Linked DNA regions of Homo sapiens: region 2 is linked to region 1. A link is an interaction called in ENCODE POLR2A ChIA-PET data of the cell type or tissue named here. Cell type or tissue: Panc1. All regions are shown on one strand. Each heading gives the region's core, and the rest is flanking DNA. Links, peaks and the distances in the headings are about the cores only.

Evidence for each region. ChIA-PET counts read pairs that join two places held together with the same protein. Peaks named below come from ENCODE experiments on the same cell type or tissue, not always from the same donor. Only the 100,000 strongest peaks of a DNase experiment are listed, where the experiment ranks them.
Region 2: POLR2A ChIA-PET joins it to region 1 with 5 read pairs; 5 of 35 experiments call an interaction of 5 or more read pairs at or near these places.

The regions. Positions count from the first base shown.
Region 1 is chr19:9,641,684-9,648,205 of GRCh38, reverse strand. It overlaps ZNF562 (zinc finger protein 562), which reads left to right. Exons shown (of 6, transcript NM_001130031.2): 6 at 1-6,399. Among named protein-coding and RNA genes, the nearest start is that of ZNF561-AS1, 23 kb to the right of the region's middle. In Panc1, for the core only: a CTCF peak has its summit at 2,598 (motif pointing left); no DNase peak of the experiment used is centred there.
Region 2 is chr19:9,823,822-9,830,343 of GRCh38, reverse strand. It overlaps UBL5 (ubiquitin like 5), which reads right to left and starts at 2,426. Exons shown (of 5, transcript NM_001048241.3): 1 at 2,360-2,426; 2 at 1,951-2,017; 3 at 1,669-1,752; 4 at 1,470-1,507; 5 at 229-379. The coding sequence starts at 2,006. The coding sequence ends at 336. RefSeq lists a silencer at 2,310-2,616 and enhancers at 2,660-2,709, 2,120-2,844. In Panc1, for the core only: no CTCF peak of the experiment used is centred there; a DNase peak (open chromatin) is centred at 2,493; H3K4me3 peaks cover 2,712 bases; H3K27ac peaks cover 2,123 bases.

The sequences.
Region 1 (6,522 bases), core at 949-5,948:
TACTTCATGACCTTTACTAATATGTTATGGAGCTATGTTTGAATAACATTGTGATTTTTAAAAAATTGTCCCTTAATGATATTTGTATATAATGACTGTCATATACTGTAGTGGGGCATGTTCCTACTATTTCTAAATTCTTAATCTATAAGAGTCATCTAGGTTGGGAATAGTGGCTCAGGCCTGTAATCCCAGCACTTTTGGAGGCTGAGGCAAAAAGATCCCTTGAGCCAAGGAGTTCAAACCAGCCTGGGCAACATAGCGAAACCACATCTCTATTTAAAAATACTACAAGATATTTTCATTTTTTTGGTTTGTTTCTTTGTTTTTGAGTTGGTGTTTGTTTCTTTGTTTTTGAGTTAGTGTTTCACTCGTTGCCCAGGCTGGAGTGCAATGGTGTGATCTCAACTTACTGCAAATTCCACCTCCTGGGTTCCAGTGGTTCTCCTGCCTCAGCCTCCCGAGTAGCTGAGATTACAGACAGCCTCCACCTTGCCTGGCTGATTTTTGTATTTTTAGTAGAGACGGTTTCATCAAGTTGGCCAGGCTGGTCTCAAACTCCTGACCTCAGGTGATCTGCATGCCTCATACTCCCAAAGTACTGGGATTACAGGCACAAGCCACTGTGCCCGGCCAATACTGCAAAATATTTTAAAAAGTTAAAATTATCTCTTCTGGCTGGTCATAGTGGCTCACACTTTTAATCCCAGCACACTGGGAAGCTCAGTCAGAAGGATTCCTTGAGGCCAGGAGTTCAAGATCAGTCTGGGCAACACAGACCCCATATCTCCAAAAAAATAAAAATAAATAAATAAAACAGTTATCAGGCTGGGAGTGGTGGCTCATGCCTGTAATCCCACCACTTTGGGAGGCTGAGGCAGGCAGATCATGAGGTCAAGAGATCAAGACCATCCTGGCCAACATGTTGAAACCCCGTCTTTACTAAAAATACAAAAATTAGCTGGGCACGGTATTGTGCCCCTGTAATCCCAGCTACTCAGGAGGCTGAGGCAGGAGAATCTCTTGAACCCCTGAAGTGGAGGTTTCAATGAGCCTAGATCACACCACTGCACTCCAGCCTGACGACAGAGCGAGAATCCGTCTCAAAAAAAAAAAAAAAGACAACTAGGTTGGGCACGGTGCTTCACGGCTTTAATCACAGCACTTTGGGAGGTCAAGGCAGGGGGTCACCTGAGGTCAGGAGTTCGAGACCAGCCTGGCCAATGCGGTGAAACTTTTGTCTCTACTAAAAATTCAAAAAATAAAATTAGCCAGGTGAGTTGGCGGGCGCCTGTAATCCCAGCCGCTTGGGAGGCTGAGGCAGGAGAATTGCTTGAATCTGGGAGGCGAAGGTTGCAGTGAGTTGAGTTCTTGCCACTGCACTCCAGCCTGGGTGACAAGAGCAAAACTCCATCTCATAAAAAAAAAAAAAAAAAGACAACTAAGGCTTGCATAAGTATTTTGAGAATATTCTTCTAGGCATGTTTTTATTTCCAAATGTGTAGCAAAAATTTATACTTTTTATATTTTTCATTTTTGCTGGTTGTATAACTTCAGTCTCCTTTTGCATTCTGGAATAACTTATTAATTGTGCATTCTTTCCCTTTGCTTGTGTTAATCTTGGTAGAGAGTACCCAGGTTTATGAATTCTTTCAGATATTTCGCTTGAAAAATCTACACTATTTCTTGCATGTTTTCTGTTCCACTAATTCTGTTAGATATTTATATAGTTACATCAGCTTGATTTTCCTCTACTTCTTAGTCTTTCTGTATGCTTTTTAAAAAAATGTGTCTTTTTATACATACTTTAGCTGGAGTTTTAAAAAATCTGTATACCGCTGGGCATAGTGGCTGATGTCTGTAATCACAGCACTTTGGGAGGCCAAGGCAGGTGATCACCTGAGGTCGGGAGTTCGAGACCAGCCTGACCAACACTGAGAAACCCCATCTCTACTAAAAATACAAAATTAGCTGTGCCTAGTGGTGCATGCCTGTAATGCCAGCTACTTGGGAGGCTGAGGCAGGAGAATCATTTGAACCCGGGAGGCAGAGGTTGCAGTGAGCCGAGATCACGCCATTGCACTGCAGCCTGGGCAACAAGAGTGAAACTCTGTCACAAAAAAAAAAAAAAAAAGAAAAAATACTTGAATAATACCAATTAACAATCCTTTTATGTTGCACATTTAGTGCCTGACATTTAATTAGTAATAATTTGGATTAATTTCTAGCATCTAATTTTTTTTGTTTGTTTCATTGTGTTCCCCTCTTTGTACTGATGTGTATTGATCATACCTTTAATTTATTTTATTCTTGATGTTTGAAATTTGTATGTTACTTTTCGTTGTTACCATAAATAACAATTTTAAATATAAGTCTTCCTTAATACCTTTTCTTTCTAACTAAGTGCACTACACTGTTTGAATAAAGTGATTCCCATATACACTTACTACACTTGGAGAGAGACCCAGAAGGAAGTGCATTGTCACACAAGCTATTAGACAGATCTGGTGGCAGAAAGAATAGGCTCCTTGACAGAGGCCCAGTGACACCCTGTGGTAGATTACAGATGTCTTGAGATTACTCTCTGAAGGTGCAATCTCTCTCCTTTTTATGTGAGCCAGTCCTTGCTTTGACCAGTAGAAACCAGCACAACTTTGGTTTGCAAGTCCATCCTCAAGAGGCTTCTGCTAATTAAGTAGCTGCTGTTTTCAGCTAGTAATTTTTGTGGCTGTTTATTACACAGTAAAGGCCAACTGATACACATACCCCTTTGCCCACAAGCCAATAAACTGTGGTTCTTCAGGACCCACTGGGAAATCCTCCAGAACCAGGCCCACTCGTGTTAGCAGTAAAGAATTCTGGGCCAGGCACAGTGGCTCATGCCTTTAAACCCAGCACTTTGGGAGGCTGAGATGGTTGGATCACGAGGCCAAGAGATTGAGACCATTTTGGGCAACATGGTGAACCCCCATCTCTACTAAAAATACAAAAATTAGCTGGGTGTGGTGGCACTCACCTGTAGTCCCAGCTACTTGGGGGCTGAGATGGGAGAATCACTTCAACCTGGGAGGTGGAGGTTACAGTGAGCTGATATTGCGCCACGGCACTCCAGCCTGGTGACAGTGTGAGACTCTGTCTCAAAAAAAAAAAAAAAATTCTGTCAATGTTCACAGAGAGACTGGGCATCTCCCACTATGAGCTGCAATGAGAAAATCAAGATTTGAATTCGTATTCCTCTGCTTAGGGACTCAGGAGGCCGGAAGTCAGCAGGACTGAAGGCCCAAAGAAACAGTTGATGTTATGAGCTGCAAGCAAGTTGCCAGCTGATATGGTTTGGCTGTGTCCCCACCCAAATGTCATCTTGAATTGTAGCTCCCATAATCCCCATGGTGTCGAGGGAGAGACCAGGTGGGAGGTAATAGAATCATGGGGGGGGGTTTCCCCATGCTGTTCAAGTAATTCTCATGCCTCAGTCAGCCAAGTAGCTGGGATAATAGGCGTGTGCTGTTTTTGTCACAGTGAGTAAATCTCATGAGGTCTGTCAGTTTTATAAGCAGCTGTTCCCCTGGACAGGCTCTCTTGCCTTCTGCCATATAAGATGTGCCTTTGCTCCTCCTTCACCTTCTGTCATGATTTTGAGGCCTCCCCAGCCATGTGGAACTGTGAGTCCATTAAACCTCTTTTTCTTCATAACTTACCCAGTCTCGGCCAGGCACGGTGGCTCACACTGTAACAACAACAAGGAACACAGCACCTAAACTCACACTTTTTTATTTTGGTAGAGAAGGTATCTCACTCCATTGCCCAGGCTGTCCTCAAACTCCTGAGCTAGAGTAATCCTCTCTTCTGGGCCTCCCAAAGTGCTGGGATTACAAGCATGAGCCACCATGCCCAGCCAGACATCTTTACATGACATTTTCAAGGTCCAATTGGTCCTAATTCTCCATAAATCCTTTCAGAGTATTAACAATGAAGCAAATCTTGCTAAATCTTTTTATGATGCAGTACAAGATGTATATATGTATCGTTTTTATCACTGATAAAAACAGTACAGTCATTAAAAACTACAGAATTATATTGGTAATGAATATTGGTACAAATTCACTAAGTAAGCCAGGTACGGTGGCTCACATGCCTGTAATCCCAGCACTTTGGGAGGCTGAGGCAGGTGGATCACAAGGTCAGATTGAGATGATCCTGGCTAAAACGGTGAAACCTTGTATCTACTAAAACTAAAAAAATATAGCTGGGCGTGGTGGCATGTGCATGTATTCCTAGCTACTCGGGAGGCTGAGGCAGGAGGTTACAGTGAACCGAGATCACACCACTGCACTCCAGCCTGGGATACAGAGTAAGACTGTCTCAAAAAACAAACAAACAAAAAAATGCGCTAAGTATAATAGTAGCAACTGGGCAAAGTGGCTTATGCCTGGAGTCTCAACACTTTGAAAGGAGGCAAAAGGATTACTTGAGCTCAGGAGTTCGAGACCTGCCTGGACAGCATAGCAAGCCCCCCATCTACAAAAAACTTAAAAATTAAAAAATGCAGTGAGCCAAGATCATGCCACTGCATTCCAGCCTGGGCAACAGAGCAAGACTCCATTTAAAAAAAAAAAAAAAAGAAGGAAAAAAGGAAGCTAGGAAGGAACGGATTAGCAAATAAATTCCAACTGCTTGATAAGAAAATAGTAAACCCAGTGGCATTTACTGCAGGAATATAAGGTTGGCTCTGGCTCATTCGTATCTTTGTATTTGTGCATTCATCATTATGGATGATGCCTGGAATTTGCCCAGAGGGATGCTCAAGACCCTTTCAGACACATTTTTTTTTTCTAAACTTATTTATTTATGAATGACAGAGTCTCGCTCTGTCACCCAGGCTGGAGTGCAGTGGCGTGATCTCAGCTCACTGCAACCTCCAATTCCTGGGTTCAAGTGATTCTCCTGCCTCAGCCTCCCAAGTACCTGGGATTACAGGTGTGCACCACCACACCCAGCTAATTTTTGTATTTTCAGTAGAGGCGGGGTTTTGCCATGTTGGCCAGGATGGTCTTGAACTCCTGAGACCCCCCTGATTCAGCCTGATTCAACCTCCCAAAGTGCTGGGATTACAGGAATGAGCCACAGTGGCCGGTGGTGTTCTTTTTTTTTTTTTTTTTTTCCAGAGACAGTGTCTTGCCATGTCACCTAGGCTGGAGTGCAGTGGTGCAATCATAGCTCACTGCAGCCTCGACCTCCTGGGCTCAAGCAATCCTCTCACCTCAGCCTTCTGAGTAGCTGGGAATGCAGGCATGTACCACCAGGCCCGGCTAATTTTTTTATTTTTAAATTTTTTTTTTTTTGGTCGAGACTGTGTCTCACTATATTGCCCAGGCTGGTCTTGAAATCCTGTTCAAGTTATCCTTCTGCATCAGCCTCCCAAAATGCTAGGATGACAGGGTTGAGCCACTGTGCCTGGCCTCTATTTCTAATGTCTAGGCAGCAACTGTTGTTGTGTTGTTCCTGTTACATAGTCTTATTACCCATTTGATACAAAGTTCAGATTGATTGTTCCTGTTCGTATTCCATTTTGGGTTTTCCCTCTATCTTTGTTGATTTTTTAAAAAATTAAATATGTAAAAGAATAAAGGGCCAAGCAGAGTGGCTCACAGTTGTAATGCCAACAATGTGGGAGGCCAAGGAAGGATGATCGCTTGAGCTCAGGAGTTTGAGGGCAGCCTAGGCAACATAGAGAGATCTCTTCTCTACAAAATATATTTTTAAAAATTAGCTGGATGTGGTGGTGCACGTATGTAGTCCCTGGTACTCAGGCAAAGGACTGCTTGAGCCCAGGAAGTAAAGGCTGCAGTGAGCCATGATAATGCCACTATACTTCAGCCTGTGTGACAGAGTGAAACCCTGTTTTTTTTTTTTTTTTTAAAGAAAAAAAAGAATGTAATTTTAAACATCAGAACTGTAAGGTACTCTGAGCTGGCCATACCATGGTCAAGCCATTGTGACATCCCCCCGCCCTTGTGATAATGTACTTTGTGATATTCCCCTGCCCTTGTGAATGTACTTTATAAGATACATCCTCCCCCACCTAGTGAATGTACCCTGCCATTGGCCCTTGTGACAGTACACCTTTCCTCTCCTTGTAAATGTACTTTGTAACCTTCCTCCCCACCCTTGTGATGATACACCCTCCCCGCCCTTGTGAATGTACTTTGTAACATCCTCCCCGCCCTTGAGAATGTACTTTGTAACGTCCACCCCACTGCCTACAAAAAAAATTGCTCCTAACTCCACCGCTTATCCCAAACCTATGAGAACTAATGATAATCCCACCACCCTTTGCTGACTGTTTTGTTGGACAGCCCATCCACATCCGGATGTAATACACAGCCATTGTTGCTCGCACAAAGCCTGCTAGGTGCTCTCTTTACTCAGACGCATGTAACATTTTGTGCTGAAACCTGGGACATTAGAACTCCTCAGGAGACCCATCCCCTGTCATTACACTCCCTCCATGAGGAGATCCAC
Region 2 (6,522 bases), core at 526-5,525, 180 kb before region 1:
GGGTGACAATAATCCCAGAGTCTCTTGACCTTCAGACACCCACAGCAAACCCCAGAGCTCTCTCTGGGCTCCCACACAGACTCCCAGCCTGCTGGTCTACTCTGCCCTCATGGATCCAGTTGATCAGAGCTCTTATTTTAGCAGCTGCATGCTGATGGTGCAGTGATGACCAAACAGCGACTGATCCACCCATCACTAGACAGCTGTCATACAGAGACAACAACAAAGCAACATCTAAGTCTTTATTAAGGTGAGTTTTTACAAACAAGCATCTATCCCAGTGTGGGGGATGAGGATGGGAGAGGAAAGCGGGGCAGGAAGATGAGGATTCTCATCTATTGATAATAAAGCTCCAGGTTCATCCCATCGTGGATTTCATCTGAAGGAAAGGTGTTAAGGAATCCTGACTCTGACTTCCGTCCCCACCCCTCTCATCCATTCACAGCCGGGTCAGGTGGCCTGAGGTCTCAGCCCAGGGCTAAGGAAGCCCATTTTGGACCAGGCCATTTTTATTTGGAGAGAACCAAAACTTTACAAAAGAATTTCTGGCTGGGTGCAGTGGCTCACACCTGTAATCCCAGCACTTTGAGAGGACGAAGCAGGTGGCTCACTTGACGTCAGGAGTTTGAGACCAGCCTGGCCAACACGATGAAACCCTGTCTCTACTAAAAATACAAAAAGTTAGCTGGGTGTGGTGGTGGGCACCTGTAATCCCAGCTACTTGGAAGGCTGAGACAGGAAAATCGCTTAAACCTGGGAGGTAGAGGCTGCAGTGAGCCAAGATTGTACCACTGCACTCCAGCCTGGGCAACAAGAGCAAAACTCCATCTCAAAAAAAAAAAAAAAAGTTTCTGTTCCTTCTAGGCCAGGCACAGTGGCTCACGGCTATAATCCCAGCACTTTGGGAGGCCGAGGCGGGAGGATCACTTGAGGCCAGGAGTTTGAGACTAGCCTGGCATACATGGTGGAACCTCATCTCTACTAAAAATACAAAAACTAGCAGGGAGTGGTGGCACACACCTGTAATCCCAGCTACTTGGGAAGCTGAGGCAGAATTGCTTGAACCCGGGAGGTGGAGGTTGCAGTGGGTCAAGATCGTGCCACTGCACTCCAGCCTGGGCGACAGAGCCAGACTGTCTCAAAAAAATAAATAAATAAAATAAAAATTGTAAAAAGTTTCTGCTCCTTTTGCACAATAGATATGCCTGAGTCTCACCCCACCCTGACCTACTGTCCAGCACTCAGGTGGAGGTCAGTAATAAATATTTTGAACTTGAAGTCAAACTATTTCACCAACCACTCTCCTCCCCAACCAAATAATTACCTAGCTCCCATTTTCTAAGTGCTCACCATGTGCCACGTATTAAGTTAAACACTTAATATGCATAAGCTCATGCAGACTTTAGTTTTGAACAGATAACCGAGGCTGGGTATGTAGATGCTTCCTCAAAAAGTCACACAAAGGATACAGTCCCCCAGAGACACGTGGTCCTTAAAAATCGTGTACCTAAGAAAAAGAGACATTTCAGAGATAAGGCTAAGGAGGCTCTTCAGTCTGTAGGCCAAATGAGGTAGCCAAGCCTAAGCAAAGGGCTGCCTGCAGCGCTCCCCCAACCAAAACCTTCCGGCCTAGTCCAGTCCACCCAGTGGCTCTACCGCTGCACTCACCACTTCTTCAGGACAATCTTGTTCCAACGGGTACCAGTTTGGGCTGCAATCAGCTTCTTAAGGTCCCCGATGGTATCATCCGTGCTGGGCGCAGAGCAGTTAAGGCAAATGGAAGCGGTAGAACGAGGAAGAGGACATTCTAGGGCAGAATACCATCTGCCAGGACCCCATCCGCCCCCTCTCCCGGGTTTAACTAAAACCATCCGACAACACAGATTGAGTTGCCTGCCTCACGCCAAGCACCCCTGCGGGTACCACTGCCTCTCGGCTGCCAGTGGATACTTGCATTTAACGCGGACCTTCTTCCCCAGACGGTCGTTGCAAACAACCTCGATCATCCTAGCTGGAGCTACACAAAGCGGGGGGTGGGTGGGAGGCAGCAAAGTCAGAGCTTCAGGCGTCTCCCAGGCCCAGAAGCCCCAGCCTACAAGTCTCCCAGTCCCAGGCCCTAAAATTCCAGGTTACTGAGCCTTCCGTTCTGCCCCCAACCCCCCGGACTCGAATACTCCCAGGCCCCAAGTCCCCTGTCCCAGGGCCGCGAACCCCGGGGAGCCGCGCCTCCGCCCCTTCTCGCCGCCTGAAAGCCCTGCCACAAAACTCCCTGGCCTCACCTCCCACCGACCCCAGACCCTGGGTGGCTGGGTCGCGACAGCTTTCTCCGACTCCGAGCCTCTCCGCTTGACCCCCTCACCTCGAATCGCCTCGAACCTGCCGACGCCACCAGCTCCTCACCCGAGCGCTGAACCCCGGTCGCAGTTAACGCTAGGAACCGGAAGCGGAAGTTAAAGTTCGAGGCCGGAAGCCCTGCCCCTAGCCAGGGGGTGTGGTCAACACTGGGACAAGTTCTTCCGGGTCTGCAGTCTGTGGTGTGTTTGCTGTTCCCAGGTACGGTTTCGGTGTCCCAAGGCTTGACAGGTGTCGCGCCTGTGGTAGGCGCGCCGGGTAGAGAGGGGGGCCTCGGCGGGTTTGTGGCCAGGGAAGGGGCGTGGAGCGAGAGTCAGAGGTCAGGCGCCGGCGCCCAGCTCGTTTGAAGTCATTGTTTGTTGCAGGGAGACTCGGTCACATGGTGGGGACGCCAGAGGGTCCCGGGAGTAGGGGTAAGCTCCTGATCCTGAGCCCGAAGCCTCTTGCAGCGGCAACTAGGAGCAAGGGCGGAGGGTGGGGGTGGGGGACGAGTTCTGCAGTCATCCCTTCTGACCCCCTGGGTTCATTCAGGGCTGGGCTTGGTGAGCATTTGGCTCACCTCTTCCCTCTGGCCATCGCGTTCCCCCGGGATACGGACTCCAGTCAGTAGGCGAAGCTTGATCCTAGAGTAGACTCTACGCTGCCCAACAGCTGCTGTTACCGCATGGTGCCGGACAGTTCCAGGCTCTTGGTGTCCTGAAGAAAGATTTGGACCAGACACACAGAGATGGCAAAGCTGCAAGTTTATTAAGCACAGTATTCCACTCTCGGAGTGGGGAGAGCGGACTGACCTCTGCGAGATAAGATCAGCCCCAGCTTGGTATAGTTTGGGTCTTTTTTTTTTTTTTTTTCTGAGACGTAGTCTCGCTCTGTTGCACAGGCTGGAGTGCAATGGCGCGGTGCCGGCTCACCGCAACCTCCGCCTTCCGGGTTCAAGCGATTCTCCTGCCTCAGCCTCCCGAGTAAGTAGCTGGGATTACAGGCGCCCGCCACCACGCCCGGCTAATTTTTGTACTTTTAGTAGAGATGGGGTTTCACCTTATTGGCCAGGCTTTTTTTCTCTTCCCAAGGCTGCCTAATATCTAGCCAGTGTCTACCTTTTTGAATGATAGGTGTGTTGCTTACTTTGGCCCCTGTGTGCTTGAGAGCCGCCTCCATTCATGATATGCCGTCCATATGCATGAGCGCTAATGAGCTGGTTATCCTTATCATGTTAAGGATACTTTTTGTCTTTAATGCGCGTGCTTATGCCTAAAGAGCTGCTCCTTACTGGTTTGGTCCTGATTTCCCCGGCCGTGGGATTTTTACTGTTTTTTTTTTAATTTTATTTATTTATTTATTTATTTATTTATGGAGTCTCGCTCTGTCGCCCAGGCTGGAGTGCAGTGGCGTGATCTGGGCTCACGGCAAGCTCCGCCTCCCGGGTTCACGCCGTTGTCCTGCCTCAGCCGCCTCCCGAGTAACAGGGACTACAGGCGCCCCCCACCACCCTCGGCTAATTTTTTTGTATTTTTAGTAGAGACGGGGTTTCACTGTGTTAGCCAGGATGGTCTCGATCTCCTGACCTCGTGATCCGCCTGCCTCAGCCTCCCAAAGTGTTGGGTGTGAGCCACTGTGCCCGGCCTTTACTCAGTTTTTAATCTTCCTTTTGTTTTGTCTCCTCAGCTTCTGCCATTTATCTTGCTTCTTGCTGGGTGAGCAAGAAGGGGCGGGTGCCCTTTCACCTTGCTTCTGCTCTCTGCTTTTACGTATTTTACCCTTTATCCAACTTTTAATTCCCTTTGCTATTCTTCTGCCTCATTTTCCCTATTCTCCTTTCTCACTGCCAGTCACCAACCTTAAATGCCTGCGAGGTAACTGGAAACATTGCACATTTGCACAATCTCCTGCAGCTGTATCTTTGGGGAGCACTTTGTACCAGATTCCAGGTTTGTGAGGGCTGGTGGGACAAGGACCGTCCTTCCTCAATTCAGTCAAACAATTTGTAAACCAAAAAGTATCTGAGACAGGTCTCAATAAATTGACAGGTTTATGTAGACAAGGTTAAGGACAAGCCTGGGAGAAAAGGAACACAAAACCCCAGGAACAATCTGTGATCCGTGCTTTTTTCCAAATATGATTTTGAGGGCTTCATTATTTAAAGGGAAAAGTGGGCTGGAGGGGAAAGAGGGAGAGTATGGTCACATTATTTAATCTACATGAAGAATACTCCATTATGTATTCATTTGGTGCTCAGTAAATTGGCACTTTCCATAACATAAAGTAAGCTACCTGTGGAGATATCTGGCCTTTAAAAAAAAATTTTTTTTGAGGCTAGGCACAGTGGCTCACACCTGTAATCCCAGCGCTTTGGGAGGCTGAGGTGGGCAGATCACAAGGTCAGGAGTTCGAGACCAGCCTGGCCAACATGGTGAAACCCCGTCTCTATTAAAAAAAAAAAAAAAAAATTAGCCAGGTGTGGTGGCAGGCACCTGTAATCCCAGCTACCTGGAGGCTGAGGCAGGAGAATCGCTTGAACACGGGAGGCGGAGGTTGCAGTGAGCTGAGATCGCGCCACTGCACTCCATCCCTCCATCCTGGGCAACACAGAGTGAGGCTATCTCAATTTTTTTTTTTTTTTTTTTTGAGGCAGAGTCTCGCTCTGTTGCCCAGGCTGGAGTGCAGTGGAACAAACTCAGCTCACCACAACCTCCCGTGTTCAAGCGATTCTCCTGCCTCAGCCTCCTTAGTAGCTGGGATTACAGGCACATGCCATCACGCCCAGCTAATTTTTGTATTTTTAGTAGAGACAGGATTTCACCATGTTGTCCAGGCTGGTCTCGAACTGCTGACCTCAAGTGATCTGCCCACCTCGACCTCCCAAAGTGCTGGGATTACAGGCGTGAGGCACCGCAACCGGCCTATTTGCTTTTGAATGGCAGGATCCAGAGACTAAAACCCCCTTTTACTATCGTTGAACTATACTGCTACAGTGGTTTAAGAATTCTCCAAGGCCAGGTGCAGTGGCTCAAACCTGTAATCCCAGCAGTTTGGGAGGCCAAAGTGGGCAGATCACCTAAGGCCAGGAGTTCAAGACCTGCCTGACCAACATGGAGAAACCCCATCTCTTTAATTTTGTAAAAATACAAAATTAGCCTGGCATGGTGGCGCATGCCTGTAATCCCAGCCACTTGGGAGGCTGAGGCAGGAGAATCGCATGAACCAGGGAGGCGGAGGTTGCGGTGAGTCGAGATGGTGCCATTGCACTCCAGCCTGGGCAACAAGAGAGAAACTCCCAGGATTACAGGCATGCACCACCATGCCTAGCTAATTTTGTATTTTTGGTAGAGACGGGGTTTCTCCATGTTGGTCAGGCTGGTCTTGATCTCCCGACCTCAGGTGATCCGCCTGCCTCGGCCTCCCAAAGTGCTGGGATTACAAGTGTAAGCAACCACACCCAACCTCTCTTCTGTTTTTCTGTGCTAAGGTCTCATAATGTTTATCCCGTGTACTTTGCTTAAAAATTCCAGAAACTGGCCTTGAAAATCTAAATATAGGCCAGGTGTGGTGGCTCACACCTGTAATCCTGGCACTTTGGGAGGCCAAGGCAGGCGGATTGTGTGAGTTCAGGAGTTGGAGACCAGCCTGGGCAACACGCTGAAACCCCGTCTCTACTAAAATACAAAAAATTAGCCGGGCGTGGTGGCCTGCGCCTGTAGTCTCAGCTACTTGGGAGGCTGAGGCAGGAGAATTCTTCTCTTGAACCCAGGGGGGCAGAGGCTGCAGTGAGCCGAGGTCACGCCACTACACTCCAGCCTGGGAGACATAGTGAGACTCCGTCTCCAAAAGAAACCAAACAAAAAAAAGAAAATCTAAATATAAAACCAAGGTTGTGGAACGTCCCATCCCAGGGAAAGAATCCACAATCCTGTTTTGGTCAAGCTGACACCTGCCAGACCAGCAGGTGGCCCATTACTCAAAATAGTAATGGAAACCAGACATGCTGACTTGTGCATCTGAACTCCATGTCCTGACCCCCTAGCTGCAGCTGTGCCTCGGTAGAACACCCCTTTTCGTTCCTGTCTTGATGATTGTTGGAGCACTCTGTAAGTTTCCCTAATAAATGCTTTGGACTGATTGCTCTGGTAATTGGTGTTTTCTTGAAATCCCCACTGGCCCCATCTTGGGATG